2 separate regions of the Homo sapiens genome follow, and region 1 is linked to region 2. The links are chromatin loops, found by intact Hi-C in ENCODE. Cell type or tissue: heart left ventricle. All regions are shown on one strand.

Region 1 (8,000 bases), 260 kb before region 2:
ACAATACAAAGATTTCTACTTCAGTGAGGCTGCCAGCCCTGGGAACCTTAGAGAACCAAACTAACTTAAGAATAAGGGTGCTGAGCACAGTGGCTCATGCCTATAATCCCAACATTTTGGGAGGCCGAGCCGGGCAGTTCACCTGAGATTGGAAGTTCGAGACCAGGCTGACCAACATGTAGAAACTCCGCCTTTACTAAAAATGCGAAATTAGCCAGGCATGGTGGTGCATGCCTGTGATGCTAGCTACTTGAGAGGCTGAGGCAGGATAATCGCTTGAACCTGAAAGGTGGAGATTGTGGTGAGCCGAGATTGTGCCATTGCACTCCAGCCTGGGCAATAAGAGCTAAAGTCTGTCTCAAAAAAAAAAAAAAAAAAAAGAATAAGGGTGATAGGGCCAGGTGTGATGACTCATGCCTGTAATCCCAGCATTTGGGAGGCCAAGGTGGGCAGATTACCTGAGGTCAGGAGTTTGAGACCAGCCTGGCCAACATGGTGAAACCCCGTCTCTACAAAAAATACAAAAATTTCCTGGGCATGGTGGCGTGTGCCTGTAATCCCAGGTACTCGGAAGGCTGAGGCAGGAGAGTCACTTGAACCCAGGAGGCGGGGGTTGCAGTGAGCCGAGATCGCGCCACTGCACTCCAGCCTGGGAGACGAGGGAAACTCCATCTCAAAAAAGAAAAAAAAAAGAAGAAGGGTGATAGGGCTGGGTGCAGTGGCTCACTCCTGTAGTTCCAGCACTTTGGGAGGCGGGGGCAGACGGATCACTTGAGGTCAGGAATTCAAGACCAGCCCGGGCAACATGGTGAAACCCCGCCTCTACTAATAATACAAAAATTAGCTGGGCATGGTGGCATGCGCCTGTAATCCCAGCTACTCGGGAGGCAGAGTGGGGAGAATCGCTTGAACTCGGGAGGCGGAGGTGTAGTGAGCTGAGATTGTGCCACTGCACTGCAGCCTGGGCGACAGAGTGAAACTGTGTCTCGAGAAAAAAAAAGAGTAAGGGTGTTAGGCCCTGTCCTGTCAGCAGTTTCTGTCTGTGTTGTGAGGCTCAGGAGGGTATAAGTTATTTGCACCTGAGAGGATTCCCCAGGCAGGAGGCAAGGCATGTAGTTTGAAAAAGTCTATTCCATATAAATGTCTCTGTTGTTTTTGTGATAAAATCTGCAAGAAGTGTGGCTTGATCAAATCTTTTTTCATGAGGATACACAAGAGTACAAAAGCATTGTGAAGGGGAATGGACTAGAAAAGCATCAACCTAAATTATTCCTCCAAGTAGGACAAGTTTACAAATGCCCATGACTTCCATGCAGGCATCAGAGAAGGAAGCACGAGCTGCTTTCATGGAGGCTTAGTAGGAAAAAAGTCTTTTTTGAACCTGTAATTCCTGCTTTAATCTTCCACCTTTTTATGTGATCGTCAGCGATGGCTAACAATGGTCTCAGGATGTGTTGCTCCTCGGAGAGCAGAGCATGTCTCCAGTCTTCCTTTACTCACTCATGCATTCATTCATTTTTTTTGTTTTGTTTTGTTTGGGGACAGAGTCTGGCTCTGTCGCCCAGGCTGGAGTGCAATGGCATGATCTCAGCTCACTGTAACCTCCACCTCCTGGGTTCAAGTGATTCTTGTGCCTCAGGCTCCCGAGTAGCTGGGACAACAGGTGTGCGCCACCACACCTGGCTACTTTTTATATTTTTAGTAGAGACGGGGCTTCACCACAATGGCCAGGCTGGTCGAACTCTTGACCTCAGGTGACCCGCCCACCTTAGCCTCCCAAAGTGCTGGGATTACAGGCGTGAGCCACCGCGCCTGGCCACTCATGCATTCATTCTTGCATTCCAAGTGTGTTTGAGCTTCTCCTGGGAGCTGGGTCTCATGCCAGTCACTGTGCTGAGTGCTGAGGAGACATGATGAACAAGATGAGCATGGCTCCTACCTTCATGAAACTAACCATCTAGAGGGGAGAGAAAACATTATAAATGGGATGAATATGCAGAAGTGCAAGGTGCTGTGGGTATCTGGTCTGGGAGTATTGATCGGGGACAACTTCCCCTAAGAGGTGATGGTTAAGCTAAGAACTGAAGCACAGTAAGGTTTGTAAGGTGAAGGACAAGAAACAACTGACCACTTTCTTTTTTGTCACAGAATCTCGAATCCTGACCTTCTTAGAAACCTACCTTGCCTCGGGTCATCAGAAGCCATTGCCCACAGTCCCTGGGGGACTCAGTCCAGTTCAGAGAGAGCTGGAGGAAGTTGCTATTAAATTTGCTCGCCTGGTCAACTATAACAAGATGGTCTTCTGTCCCTACTACGATGCAATCCTGAGTAAGATCCTCGTCCGATCCTAACGTGTATGCACCCTACAGCAGCAGTATTACTCACTAGCCACAGAATACCTGTTCTGTACTCTAATGTTGCATTGGAAAATGGCTATATAGTACATGTCTATTTAACAGCACCGATTCCAAAGGGAAGAATATTGTGTATCACTGTTGAAAAGACTTGTTGAGAAATCCACTGAATTCTATTTTGAGAGATTGTATTTATGAGTGCAAGTTTACAAATCAAAGAAGCATTTTGTTCTCGAGTTTTACAGGTAACACTCAGCTGTTGTCTCCACTCCTCCCCCATCATGTCCTTCCAAGGAGGCTGGGACCTCTCTCTTCTGCAATCTGGGTAGTTCTTTCAGATGCCTCATGCTGAGCTGACGGCCATCCAAGCGCAAAAGAGACCAAGCCATGGCCTCACCTCCTGCCCTCCCTCAGACAGCCTTGTCCCTCACCCCTCCCTTCTGGTATTTTTGTTAGAAGGGCTATATAACGTCTTATTGCCATTTTCTCCCCCTATTTATTGCTTCCTCCCTGCCTGGCCTAGCCAGGGCTCCCAAGCCCTTTTTTCTAGAGGAGAGTTATTTGTCTCTCTCTCTTTTTTTTTTTACTTTCTTTTTTGTATTTAAACATTCTTTTAACCTTCCCCCAAAGATACAGTTATTGGACTTTAAAAAGCTTGTTCTTTTATACAAAATTACTCCTGCATCTGGTTGAGAGCAGTTATGACTTATGAGATCTAGTGAAAGGAAAGTCTTTGACTTTCAAGCCTTGAAAGTCAAGGAGGAAATGTATTGAAAAATAGTTTACTGTAATGTGAACGAAGAGAAATGTCTGGAATTCTTACTGAAAAATTGACCCTGAGACAATACACAGATGTGATGATTGAATTAAATTCTGGAATTAGATTTAACTGTTTTCAGATAAAATAGCTTGAGTTCACGAATCTCCTAGATGAGGAAGTCATAGGAAATCCCTGGTGTTTGAGCATTATTTTTCAAGGAACTTCAGTGACCAGAATTCCTGACATGTCCTCTGAGCGTGAGTGATTTGGGTCTCATAGACGATCTGTTCTTTTTTTTTTTTTTTTTTTTTTTTTAAAGTGTACACATGTATGTCTGCATTTTAGACAGGGATGTTATATTAGAAGCAGAGCCATGAAGTTGGAATGACCAACTGCCACAACAGCAAGGGGTAAGACTATATTACTGTATGAGTAATGCAGTAATATCGGCACCTGAAGCCTTCTGTACAGGAAGCTAAGAGAAACTTACAAGTTAGCCGGGCGTGGTGGCTCACGCCTATAATCCCAGCACTTTGGGAGGCCGAGGCAGGCAGATCACCTGAGGTCAGGAGTTTGAGACCAGCCTGGGCAACATGGTGAAACCCCATCTCTACTAAAAATACAAAAATTAGCTGGGTGTGGTGGCACGCGCCTGTAATCCCAGCTACTTGGGAGGCTGAGGCAGGAGAATCGCTTGAACCCGGGAGGCAGAGGCTGCAGTGAGCTGAGATAGCACCACTACATTCCAGCCTGGGCAACAGAGTGAGACTCTGTCTCAAAAAAAGAAAAAAGAAAAGAAACTTGGAAGCCATTTCAGAAAGACTCCAGGAAGGCCAGCAGCCACTCCTGCACAACCAGGGGGAAGGGCTACATTTTACTGCAAGCAGCTGTTTTCTCTGATCCTTCTTTGTAAGGAAGTGCAGTGATTTTGTGTTTTGAAGGAAGACTTGAAGAAGCAGTTGGGTAGGTATTCCAATAGGACTGATGGGGAGGAAATCAGATACTCCATGAGAAGGATTTCAGACCTGGTAGAGTCAGAATACATTCTGCTTTCAGGATTTTTGAGATTGCTGATGGTCCCAGGGTTTATACAAGGACTTGGATCTGGCTATAGAAACTCAGGTAGAAATTACATGTATGCAGATCAGCACTGATGTTGGTTCTAATCTATAATGATGTGATAAATTAAAAAAACAAAACAAAAAACAGGGCTGGGCATGGTGGCTTACACTATAATCCCAGTACTTTGGAATGCCAAGGCAGGAGCATCATCTGAACCCAGGATTTCAAGTCCAGCCTAGGCAACATAGTGAGATCATGTCTCTACAAAAAATACAAAAAAAATTAGCCTGTTGTGGTGGCACACAGTTGTACTCCCAGCTACAAGCTGAGGCTGAGGCAAAAGGATCACTTGTGCCCAGGAGTTTGAGGCTGCAGTGAACTATGATCATGCCACTGTACTCCAGCCTGGGTGACAGAGCCAGACCCTGTCTCTCCTTAACAAAAAAAAGTAGAGCCAGATGTATCTTTTTGGGTCCCAGGCAGGAGACTGGAGAATCTGGGTCACTGTAATCTGGCAGACTGGCTGCATTTTGTGAGGGTACTTTTATTCATATTTATTTATTTTTGTTTGTTTGAATGCATTATTATTTTTTTAATAGAAACCACATCACTTCATTTGTTACAGCGAATAATTCAAGAGGGTCCCAGAAAGCTTTTTCATCCACAGAATTACAGAAAGGATAAGCACCCTCACCACCCAAGCCTTTGGTTCATTTTTTATTTTTTCAAGACGGAGTCTTGCTCTGTCACCCAGGCTGGAGTGTGGTGGCGCGATCTCAGCTTACTGCAACCTCCATCTCCCGGTTTCAAGCGATTCTCCTGCCTCAGCCTCCTGAATAGCTGGGATTACAGGCACGCGCCACCATGCCCGGCTAATTTTTGGATTCTTAGTAGAGACGGGGTTTCACCATGTTGGCCAGGCTGGTCTCGAACTCTTGACCTCGTGATCCATCCGCCTCGGGCCTCCCAGAGTGCTGTGATTACAGTCGTGAGCCACCACACCCGGCCTGTCTTTAAGTTTTATACTAGTTAGGAGGCTAGTCTATCAGAATGTCCCTAATTTAGCTGAGGAACCTAGACAAGTCTTCCTTGATTTCAGCTTCATCCCAAGGCCTCTGAATATTTTCTTTAAAAAGCTGCAGGCGAATGAGGTAAAATGGACAGAGACATGAGATAGAAATCAACAGAAGGGCAAAGAGTACGGCTCCCACAGCACTAATAGGCAGTAGGCCTTCCAAGACCGAAAAGGCAAAAAGCAGTGTGACCACCACATAGCCCTTGGGAGTCCGTGCCTTTAGTTTCTTCTGTAGCATGAGCCACAGGACAAAAATCTGGATGGCAAGTGTTCCCATGATGAAGACATGCAGGGACTGGGGAAGGTGGAAGCCAAGCATCCAGAAGCAAAGATGGCCATGTTCAAGGATAGTGTGCTGGATACAGTGGATACAAAGGCATCATTGGCACCATAGTTAAAAAAGATGAGGTGGCCTACCAGCATGAAGACTGACATGGCATAGATGGTGTCAGTGCTGACAGACTCTGTCAGGGTCTTAGCACTGGTGAAAAGCCATAAGTGAAAGTAATGAAGACTAGGGCACTCTTCAGGTCAGCCCACCGGGTCCACCCACTCTTCTGCCCTTCACCTCCATCAGTGAGATCAAACAAAACATACCCAATCAGTGAAGAAGCCAGGCCAGTCCCAAAAAGCCATTGGGGGGCCAGAAGACCCTCATCCATATACCACCAGATAACCAGAAAAACAAAAACACTGCACAGCTGCGGGATCACCACACTGGACTCAAATACCATAGCCCAATATTGGTATTTCCGAGCATGGATGTTTTTCCAGAGCTCTTCCAGGAACCGCCGGTCCACAAAGTTATCAGGAAAGGGCTGTTGCTCATACAAGACCCTCTGCCACTTTACCTCCTTGGTGTTTGTTACAGGTTGGGTACACATAATCCTTTCATTCAAACTCAGGCTAGTTTAATCATCCCTCTCACAGAGGTCCATGTGGTTCTTGTTGATGACATTTTGAAATGAGACCTCCCTGGAAATTCCATGCCTTGGTTGATATTCTGCTGACCTTTCCTTGTTTTCAAAGGCAGCAATCCAGGCCAGGCCTACAATAGATGAGTTTGTCTCTGAGGCAGGATATAATACAGCCAAGTTCCTGGGGATGCGTGACTGGGAGATGGCAGTTGCCTGCCTTTTTCCTTGTAAGGGTTTTTTTTTTTTTTGAGATGGAGTCTTGCTCTGTCGCCCAGGCTGGAGTGCAGTGGCGCGATCTCGGCTCACTGCAACCTCTGCCTCCCAGGTTCACGCCATTCTCCTGCCTCAGCCTCCCAAGTAGCTGGGACTACAGGCGCCTGCCACCATGCCTGGCTAATTTTTTTGTATTTTTAGTAGAGACGGGGTTTCACCGTGTTAGCCAGGATGGTCTCGATCTCCTGACCTCGTGATCCACCCGCCTTGGCCTCCCAAAGTGCTGGGATTGTAGGCGTGAGCCACTGCGCCCTGCCATGAGGGTACTTTTAAAGAAGATAACATCTTCCATGGTGTATTCAATGAGGTCGTGTCTGGAATTGTTCCCTTAAGGTGGAGGCTGCTCTGTGGCCACTGTGCCTGGCGGTTGTATGATCCTGGGTTCCTGGGCAGAGAAGCCTCAGCCTCAGAGTGTTTGGGGCCTTTTCCTGCCGCTCCAAGGCTGAAGGAGAGGAGCTTAACCCCAACTGCACAGCGCTGATCACCACTTCCTGCAGTCATTCTTCCTAAATCTCAAAAACTCTTCTTTTGTAAGAGTAGATTCTTGCAAGATATTTTTCCCCTCCTGAGTTCTTACATTGCCAGAGTTCCATTTGGACCGTTTGAAATCTTGATGCATGAATAACTGGCTTCACAGACTCTTGGCCGCCCACTACCTCGGTGTCCACTGGTGGAGTTCTGCAACTGGCAAAAGTCAAGAATGAAGGAAGCAAACTTCAGAACCACAATATTCATATTGAATCATTTTGTTGTTGCTCTATGAAGATAAGCTAATTTTCTTCCTGGAATCTCATAGGATTATTACTAAGGGCCAGGGAGATCCACTTCGTTCATTTAGTCACTCAGGAAGCATTGCTAAGCATCCCCCTGTACCTTCCCCTACAGCTCTCCTTCCAAAACGAAACATCCTTTGGAGTGTGTTGTCCTCCAGAATCGAATGGATTCTATATGCTGCATTCAGTAACAGGTTGTGGAGACAAGTGTCTTTTCCTGAAATTGCTAAGTGTATTTGGCAGTACTTTACTACTTGTGGATAGAACTGAGAGTGAGGTCAGTATCACCAAGCCTCTTGGATTTCTTCAGTAGTCTCATGGATAAGTGAATGTTTAAAGTAACTACTACTTTGTTGGCTCTTGGTTGGGTGGATGGATTCTCAGTCCTGGTGTTTTTAAAAATCTCATTCCAGCCGGGCGCGGTGGCTCACGCCTGTAATCCTAGCACTTTGGGAGGCTGAGGCGGGCAGATCACCTGAGGTCAGGAATTCGAAACCAGCCTTACCAACATGGCAAAACCCATCTCTATTAAAAATACAAAAATTAGCCGGGTGTGGTGGCACGTGCCTGTAATCCCAGCTACTCGGGAGGCTGAGGCAGGAGAATCACTTGAACCCTGGAGGTGGTGGTTGCAATGAGCCGAGATTGCGCCATTGCACTCTAGCCTGGGTGACAGAGCGAGACTCCGTCTCAAAAAAAAAAAAAATCGCATTCCGTCTAAAGCAAGCTACAAAATGTGATTATTTATGTCACGATATGACCCAGCCATAAATGTACTTCAGGTAA
Region 2 (8,000 bases):
TTTCCTTTGCCAGAAGAGTTGTAGGGAAGAAATGGGGTGGTCCTCCCATTGGTCTAACTTCTTGAGTGTAAGGCTTTGGTTCTCAACTTTGGCTATATGTTGAAGCCACTCTTGATTCCTAAGTCTAATCCCCAGGGTTTCTGATTTAATTGGTGTAGGGTGTGGCCAGGACCAAATAATTGTAATGTGTAGCCAAGATTGAGAACCACTGCCTTAGGAGATGACAACCCCCAGTCTCAGTTAAGAAATTAGCAGGCTTATTTTGCTTAACTCTAGGTAATATACGTACTGAGAAGGTCTGGGAACCATCCCAATAGTAATGAGGATCCATAGCTCCCTGATCTTTGTTTCAAAGGTCTATTCTATACGAAAAGATACCAGAGATCCTCAGAGAAATAGCTGTTTTTAGGACTGGAGCAGGGAAAGAACAAGATGTGCCTGGAATATCTTGCTGTGTCAGAAAGCAAAGAAATAATCAGAGATTATTGTCAGAAGAACATAAAAGTCTGAGGGAGTTATGACTGGTCAAATCTGGGATTTTTTTTTTTTTCCCCCGAGACAGAGCCTGGCTCTGTCCCTCAGGCTGGAGTGCAGTGGCACAATCTCAGCTCACTGCAGCTTGGACCTCCTGGGCTCAAGTGACCCTTCCACCTCAGTCTCCCAAATAGCTGGGACTACAGGTGCGGACCATCACCCTGGCTAATTAAAAAAAATTTTTTCTTTTTTTGGAGAGATGAGGTCTCATTATGTTGCCCAGGCTGATCTGGAACTCTTGGGCTCAAGCAATCCTACCATGTTGGCCTCCCAAAGTGCTGGGATTACAGGTGTGAGCTACCACGCCAAATCTGGGAAAATCTGAGAATCAAAATAAGTAATTATAGTCATGGATTATAACTCATTGAACAAAGTAGGAATCCTTTAATCTGTACTCATACAGGTAAATAAATGAAAAAAATGAAAGTTTGATAAGAAATGGATTATTTATATAGTTTCAATTTGAGATCCCACAAAATACTTAATTAGAAAGAGAAAAGTAGGAACTTAGTAGTAGAGAAATATAGCAGACATCATGTGATCAAAGTAAAAATTATTAGTAATGGAACATATCAGAATTGCATGCCTAATAAGATACAATGAGAAAACATGATCACTTCTGTGATGTTCCTCTGAATCTAATTATGAGGAAACATCAGACAAACCCACACTGAGGGACGTTTCTTCAAATATCTGTCCTGTAATATGTTATACAAAGGTCATGGAAATCTAGACAAAACTTAGGAATTATTCCATATTGAAAAAGACTGAAAGAGATAGGACAACTAGATGCAATGCATGATCCTGAGTTGGATCCTTTTGCCAAAAAGGACGGTATTAGTATAATTGGCCAAACTTAAATGGAGTCTGAAGCTTAGAAGGTGGAGATGTATCAGAGTTCATTTCTTGATTTTGATGATTGTATTGTGGTTATGTAGGAGAATATTCTTCTTTGTAGGAACTATAAAGTATACAGATATTTGGCAAGTTATTCTCGGGTGATTTAAGGAAAAAATATGTACTGTTCTTGCAACTTCTCTGTAAGATTGAGATTGTTTTAAAATTAAACACATGCACACTAATCTAGGATAACTGTGATCCATATGACTTCTTTGGAATTACACAGCTGTACATGGAGTCTGTCTTAGAACATGAATCTTCTCAAGGGAAATCCATATGAAGGTGCAACATAATTTATCTAGGAATAATATGTTTCTTGGAGTACATTTCCCAAATGACCAAACACTTTTAAGTGCTGAAATGCTTTTTAACTATGTTGTTATATGCTGTATACTTGTCTGCCTTTTAAGACAGAATACACTGAATTTAGTTTAATCTCTTGGATGACTAATGGCTCCAATTAGGTAAATATTTATTACTGTATTCTGAAGTAATATCTAGGTCTAGATTCACTTTTAGCCTTTGAGGATTTTGCTTTGTTTTTGTTTTCTCTCTCAATGTCTGGTTTTCAGTTCTGCTGATGTCATAGTATGTATTTAATAGTTTGCCAGTTCTCTTCCTATTGTGTTATTTCTGATCTGCTGTAGTCTTAAAAACAAGATGTATGTTTTTCCTTTTTCAAAAAATGTTATGTTAGTAAAACTATAAGGGAAAAGGATTACAGTGGAAGAGACTTTATTATAGAAATGTTGTACTCATAGTACCCCTTTCAGATTAATTCAGGATTATGTCTAGGTTTCAAAGAGTTCTGAAATAGTGAAGAGTTCCTATACATAGAATGTGATACCTCTGTCATTTTACCAACTTCCTAGAATGCCAGTTGAAATTAGGTAATTTTAGAGAAAAACCACCCTGATTTTTGTTTTAATTTTAAATTTCAGAGCTCCAGAGATTATATTGGGGTTGCCATTTTGTGAAGCCATAGACATGTGGTCATTGGGATGTGTGATTGCAGAATTATTTCTTGGATGGCCGCTCTACCCAGGAGCCTTGGAGTATGATCAGGTAACAAATAATGATAATCTAATAGAATTGGTAAAAAGTAAAGAATAATAACAGACTTACAGGAACACATGGCTGCAGGTGTACAATACACTGGAAAGTCTTTTTAACATAAAGTGGCAGAATCTGGGATCTTGTAGAATTGATTTTGAAAACTGTTTTATAATGCTGAAGTAAGTTTTCATAAAGTTACAGCCTATAGAATCTCAAAACCAGTTTTGTAAAATTATTGGGAAAATTTTATACTGTAAACATATAAAAGGTTGGATTGTGTGTCCATTTAATTAATTGTGCTTTGCTTGGGTGACAAACTTTGATGTGTGAAACGTCAGCCCCTCCCAAGGCATAAAAGCTCCTAAAAGGCGTTATAACTTTTGGTCTTAAACCAACTGCCATTATTGGTGTTTTAAATACCTCAGTAACTTGAACTCTTCTCAGTCTTTTTAGCTGTTTTGAGTGGTGCTGAAATTCTCTTTTAGCACTGTTTAATGATTCTCGGTAGAATTCAGCAAATTACCTTATTAAGCACACTTTTCATGGTAGTTTTCAGGTATATTCATTAGCCTTTCTGTACTATTAAACAGTGTTGTGTGCTAGTAGTCTTAAATATTAATACCAAGATTATTTTTTGGAGAAACTGCCATCTTATTTATTATTCTTTGAGTATCTTTGAGATAATGTACTCAACTCATTCTAATAGAAAATGCTAGTCAAAATCAACAAAGTAGTTACATTAATTTTGTCATTCTGATTAGTGAATATTTTTATTTAGATGATATTTAACTTTCAAGCAAGAAAAAATAGAAAATAGAAGAATTTAAAGCACCTATTACATAATCATGATTATAGCCTTGTATTTTAGGGCTATTTTCTCTATCAAGAGGAAAAAGAGAGGTAATTAATTTAGGTGACTTAAATGTTCCTGAGATGACTCTGTCATTTAATACTGATTATTAGATTAGATGTTATCATTGACTTTAATCTCTTGTCATCATCCATGAACCTTCCCTTTTAGGTTAGGTTTTCCATATTCTCTACCTTCCCTCCTCCATGTTCAGAATTCCACTGGGTTTCTGTAAAATTTTCCATACATCCTGTCTTCTTTCAGCTTTCTACCCAATTACTAGCTTTGATACAGATGCAAGACTACCGTCAGTTCTGAACGAGTTAGTAATTGAATCAGAGTCCCATAATCCTTTAGCTGTTGGAATACTGAGGCACCAGTAAAATGCTAGAAATACACCCTTGGCTTTGTAGATTAGCCTATGGCATGCATACCGCCCTGGAGCAGGACACCCTCTAGTGGCAATTTCAAGTTGATTTGTTATTATACTCGATTAGGACTTCACAGTTCATCTTGGACAACTGATATTAGTATTGAAAAGGACCCCAGAGATTACCCAGTAACTGCCCCCTTTTCATTTTATAAAGGAGAAAACTGAGGCCCAGAAAAATGAATTCACTTGTCAAAAGTCACAATAGTAATTTTAAAGACAAAGCCTTGACCAAAACTCAGTTTTTCTAAATTTTATAATGAATGTTTGTTTTTTTTAAACTAAACTTGGAACAGGTATTATCTGATCCAGATTGACAATGTTTTCAGGATGTATATTACCAAAGGGATTAAAAAAAGTCATTGGCCCTTGGCATATAGCATCAATAGTCTCACAGTTCAGTGGGGTTTTTTTGTCTTTGTTTGTTTTTCTTTTTTCTTTTGAGATGAAGTCTTGCTCTGTCGCCCAGGCTGGAGTGCAGTGGCGTGATCTCAGCTCACTGCAACATCCGCCTCCCGGATTCAAGCGATTCTTCTGCCTCAGCCTCCTGAGTAGCTGGGATTACAGGCACACACCACCATGCCCGGCCAATTTTTGTATTTTTAGTAGAGATGGGGTTTCACCATGTTGGCCAGGCTGGTCTCGAACTCTTGACCTTGTGATTTGCCTGCCTCAGCCTCCCAAAGTGTTGGGATTACAGGCGTGAGCCACTGTGCCCCGCCCACAGTTCAATGTTTTAAAATATTTTACAAAATACATGAATGCAAAGCAAATAAATTGTAGTGATTTTGTGGGCGTCTTTGTTTTGGCCCTAATCTGGGACTTTAAGCTCATTTTCAAGCATGGTATTTGTTATAAAGGCTTTGATAAATTTTGATAATTTTTTTTTTTTTCCCTATCAGTCTTAACTTGGTTTAGGACTTTCAAGTGCTTTTTTTTTTGCACTTGTTAAAATGTTCACATATGTTTTTCTTTTTTCTTTTTCTTTTTCTTTTTTGAGACAGGGTCTCACTCTGTCGCCCAGGCCTGAGTGCAGTGGTTCCATCTCGGCTCACTGCAACCTCCGCCTCATAGGTTCAAGCAATTTTTCCACCTCAGCCTCCTTAGTAGCTGGGACTACAGGTGTGTGCCACCATGCCTGGCTAATTTTTTATTTTTAGTAGAGATGGGGTTTCATCATATTGACGAGGCAGGTCTTAAACTCCTGATCTCAAATGATCCACCCACCTTGGCCTCCCAAAGTGTTGGGAATACAGGCAAGAGCCACTGCGCCTGGCCACATATGTTTCTCAGAACAGCTTTAGTCTGTTTATTAATGTGTTTGACTTTCATAGATTTTCCCCATCTCGCTAGATTGTGATCACCTAATGTTAGGATGTGAAAGGGCCACCAGTAGGGTATGTCTCTCTCTATTATCTGTTCCTTATTCCAGTAATCAGCTGCCTAGATATACTTGGACACCCCAACTGGGGAGTTGGTATTTTTTTTAGACAGGGTCTCAGTCTGTCATCTAGGCTGGAATGCAGTGGCATGATCATAGCTCACTGCAGTCTTGAACTACTGGGCTCGAGGAATCCTCCTACCTCAGGCTGTGCCCAGTAGCTGGGGATACAGGTGTGCACCAGCATGCCTGACTCATTTTTAATTTTTTGTAGAGATGGGGTCTCTTTCTCTATGTTGCCCAAGCTGGTCTCAAAGTCCTGGGCTTAAGCCATCCTCCCGCCTGGACCTCCAGACATGCTGGGATTACAGGTGTGAGCCACTGCACCTGGCCTGGCAGTTTTTTTCTAATTATTATTTTTTGCCTTACAGTGGCAGTGCAGTGGGCAATAGTAATATTAACTAATTAATGCTTACTGAGCTCTTTTATGTACTAGGAACTGCTGTTAACACTTTATATTAACTCATTTAATGCTCGTAACAACCCTATGAAGTACACACTACTGTTGCCTCCATTTTATAGATGTAAACTAAAGAGTTCTTAACAGTATATCATATTCTTCTTTAGAGACAGAGTCTTTCTCTGTTGCCCTGGATGGAGTGCAGTGGCAGGATCATGGTTTACTGCAAAGTTGAACTCGTGGGCTCAAGTGGTCCTCCTGCCTAGGCCTCCCAAAGTGTTGCAATAACAGGCACGAGCCACCGCGCCTGGCCAAATTATTATATTTTTAAAAGCCAAATTTGAGTCAGCAGGAAAAATATTCAAAGTATTTTAATTCTTCATTATAGGGTTTGTGTTCTAGCCCTTTAATCATATTTATCATGTCTTAAAACCTTTCCAATGCCATTTTCTCTTTGGATTTTAGATTCTGTAAGTAGACACTGACCGTGTTGAAAATTTATAATTTCATATTTTCTTGTATGTGCATTTTATTTCCGTTTATATAGACATCTATATTTAGTGTGTGTGGTTAGGGAAGATCCTACCCACCAATTGTTACAGTGCGTGAATCCCTTCCTGTCTTGATTGTAGATAAACTGTCTTATTAGTGTTCTATTTACAGGACTTATATTTACTAGGGACATATCAAAAGTATTCTAGGGAATTAAGGACTATTTTATGGATGGATGGATGGTTGAATGGATGAATGGATGGATAGACGGATGGACAATAGTTGGTAAATGTTCATTATTTCTCCAAAATGTTTGTTGGAGTTTAGATAGAATGTTATCCAGAACAACTAAGAGTCTGACTTTATATTCAAATTATATTTGGTAATTTCAAGTCTTATGTAAGAAAAATAAAGTTCACTATTTCAACTGCAGAGAAAATAAATCTTTCAAGATTTCTATTTTTGTCAGGCTATTTAGCAAAGAGACCCACACAAGCTGGCCCAAATAAGGGGACATTTATTTATATGTGTGGATGTATTAGGCCATTTGCATTGCTATAAAGGAATACCTGAGTAATTTATAAAGAAAAGAGATTTAATTGGCTCACAGTTCTGCAGGCTGTACAAGCAGGGCTCCAGCATGTGCTTCTGGTGAGGGTCTTAGGTAGCTTACAATCATGGCAGAAGGGAAGGGGAGCAGGCGTTTCACATGGTGAGAATAGGAGCAAGAGATGGGGGAGATGGGTACTACACACCTTGAAACAACCAGATCTTGAGAGAACTCACTGTTGGGGGGACAGCACCAAGCCATTCATGAGGTATCGGCCCCTATTACCCAAACACCTCCCACCAGGCCCTACCTCCAACACTGGGGATTATATTTCAACATGAGATTTGGAGGGGACAAACATTCAAACTATATCAGTGGACTATCACAAGGATCTAAGAATGGAACTATAATATGACTGGGATTTGTGAAGTATGGAATTGAAGGTGCTTTTCAAAGTAAGGCGACACGAGAGGAATTAACAGATGTTGGTAGAACTTCACTGGTACTGGACCATCAGTGTGACTTGGCTGTTCTTCAAGTGCCTTTGTCTATTCTGATCTGAGTTTCTGCTCACCTTACCTTTGATTAGGTTTCATGACCATAAAACTCCGGCTCTACCTAATAACCCTTTAGCTCATCCCCCAAGAGTCATTGGTATTTCTTAGTTCACATTTCTGACATAGTTAATCTGATTGACTTAGTTTTTTTCTAGTTGAGTTCATGAGGCCAGTTTAGAATTATGTGTCAGATTCCCATTCTTCATCCACTGGAGATGGAGGAAGGCAAATATATTTATATATTAGGGGTTCTAGATGGAACATTTTTCTCTTCAAAAGACTGGGCAGACAGTATGACAAGTAATAAACTCAGATTTTCACTGGCCACTTTTGTTTGTTTGTTTGTTTTTTGTTTTACAGAGCCATCTCAACTCCTGAGGTACATTAATTGCTCTATTCTCTTTGCTTTTTTAGCACTTTGTTTTCTTCTTCACAATGGCTTACTAGCTTAATTGCAGATTATATGCTTAAATATTTTTCTGTTCTACTGAATTGTGCTTTTGAAGATTGGCACCATATTTATCTACATGTCTTTAGCATCTAGCAAATAATAGATGCTCTGTTTGTTGAAATTGAATTGTTGATGGCTTTTCTGTCTGATGCAGCATCTAGGCACCAAACTCTTAGTACTTTTTCCTTCCATTTTTCTGTTTCCTTAAAATAAGGAAGTTAGCTACTTAGTGGGTGGGAGGTGGGGAGAAAGAACAGCACTTTAACGAAATGAAGCCAGTTTGTAATGTGGAAGTTTTCGTTGTCATTTTATATAAAATTGGGGATACAAATGTGGATA

What was found. A loop is a pair of places that touch in the nucleus more often than their neighbours do. Peaks named below come from ENCODE experiments on the same cell type or tissue, not always from the same donor. Only the 100,000 strongest peaks of a DNase experiment are listed, where the experiment ranks them.
Region 1: it touches region 2 in a loop (4-fold over the local background); 3 of 110 quality-filtered maps call a loop at or near these places.

Annotation. Positions count from the first base shown.
Region 1 is chr11:33,070,326-33,078,325 of GRCh38, forward strand. It overlaps TCP11L1 (t-complex 11 like 1), which reads left to right. Exons shown (of 10, transcript NM_018393.4): 10 at 2,149-3,225. The coding sequence ends at 2,351. It overlaps LINC00294 (long intergenic non-protein coding RNA 294), which reads left to right and starts at 5,825. Exons shown (of 1, transcript NR_015451.1): 1 at 5,825-8,000. It also overlaps the pseudogene PIGCP1. In heart left ventricle, no CTCF peak of the experiment used is centred here; no DNase peak of the experiment used is centred here.
Region 2 is chr11:33,326,135-33,334,134 of GRCh38, forward strand. HIPK3 (homeodomain interacting protein kinase 3) reads left to right here. Exons shown (of 17, transcript NM_005734.5): 3 at 2,376-2,499. Among named protein-coding and RNA genes, the nearest start is that of KIAA1549L, 46 kb to the right of the region's middle. In heart left ventricle, a CTCF peak has its summit at 3,804 (motif pointing left); no DNase peak of the experiment used is centred here; H3K27ac peaks cover 388 bases.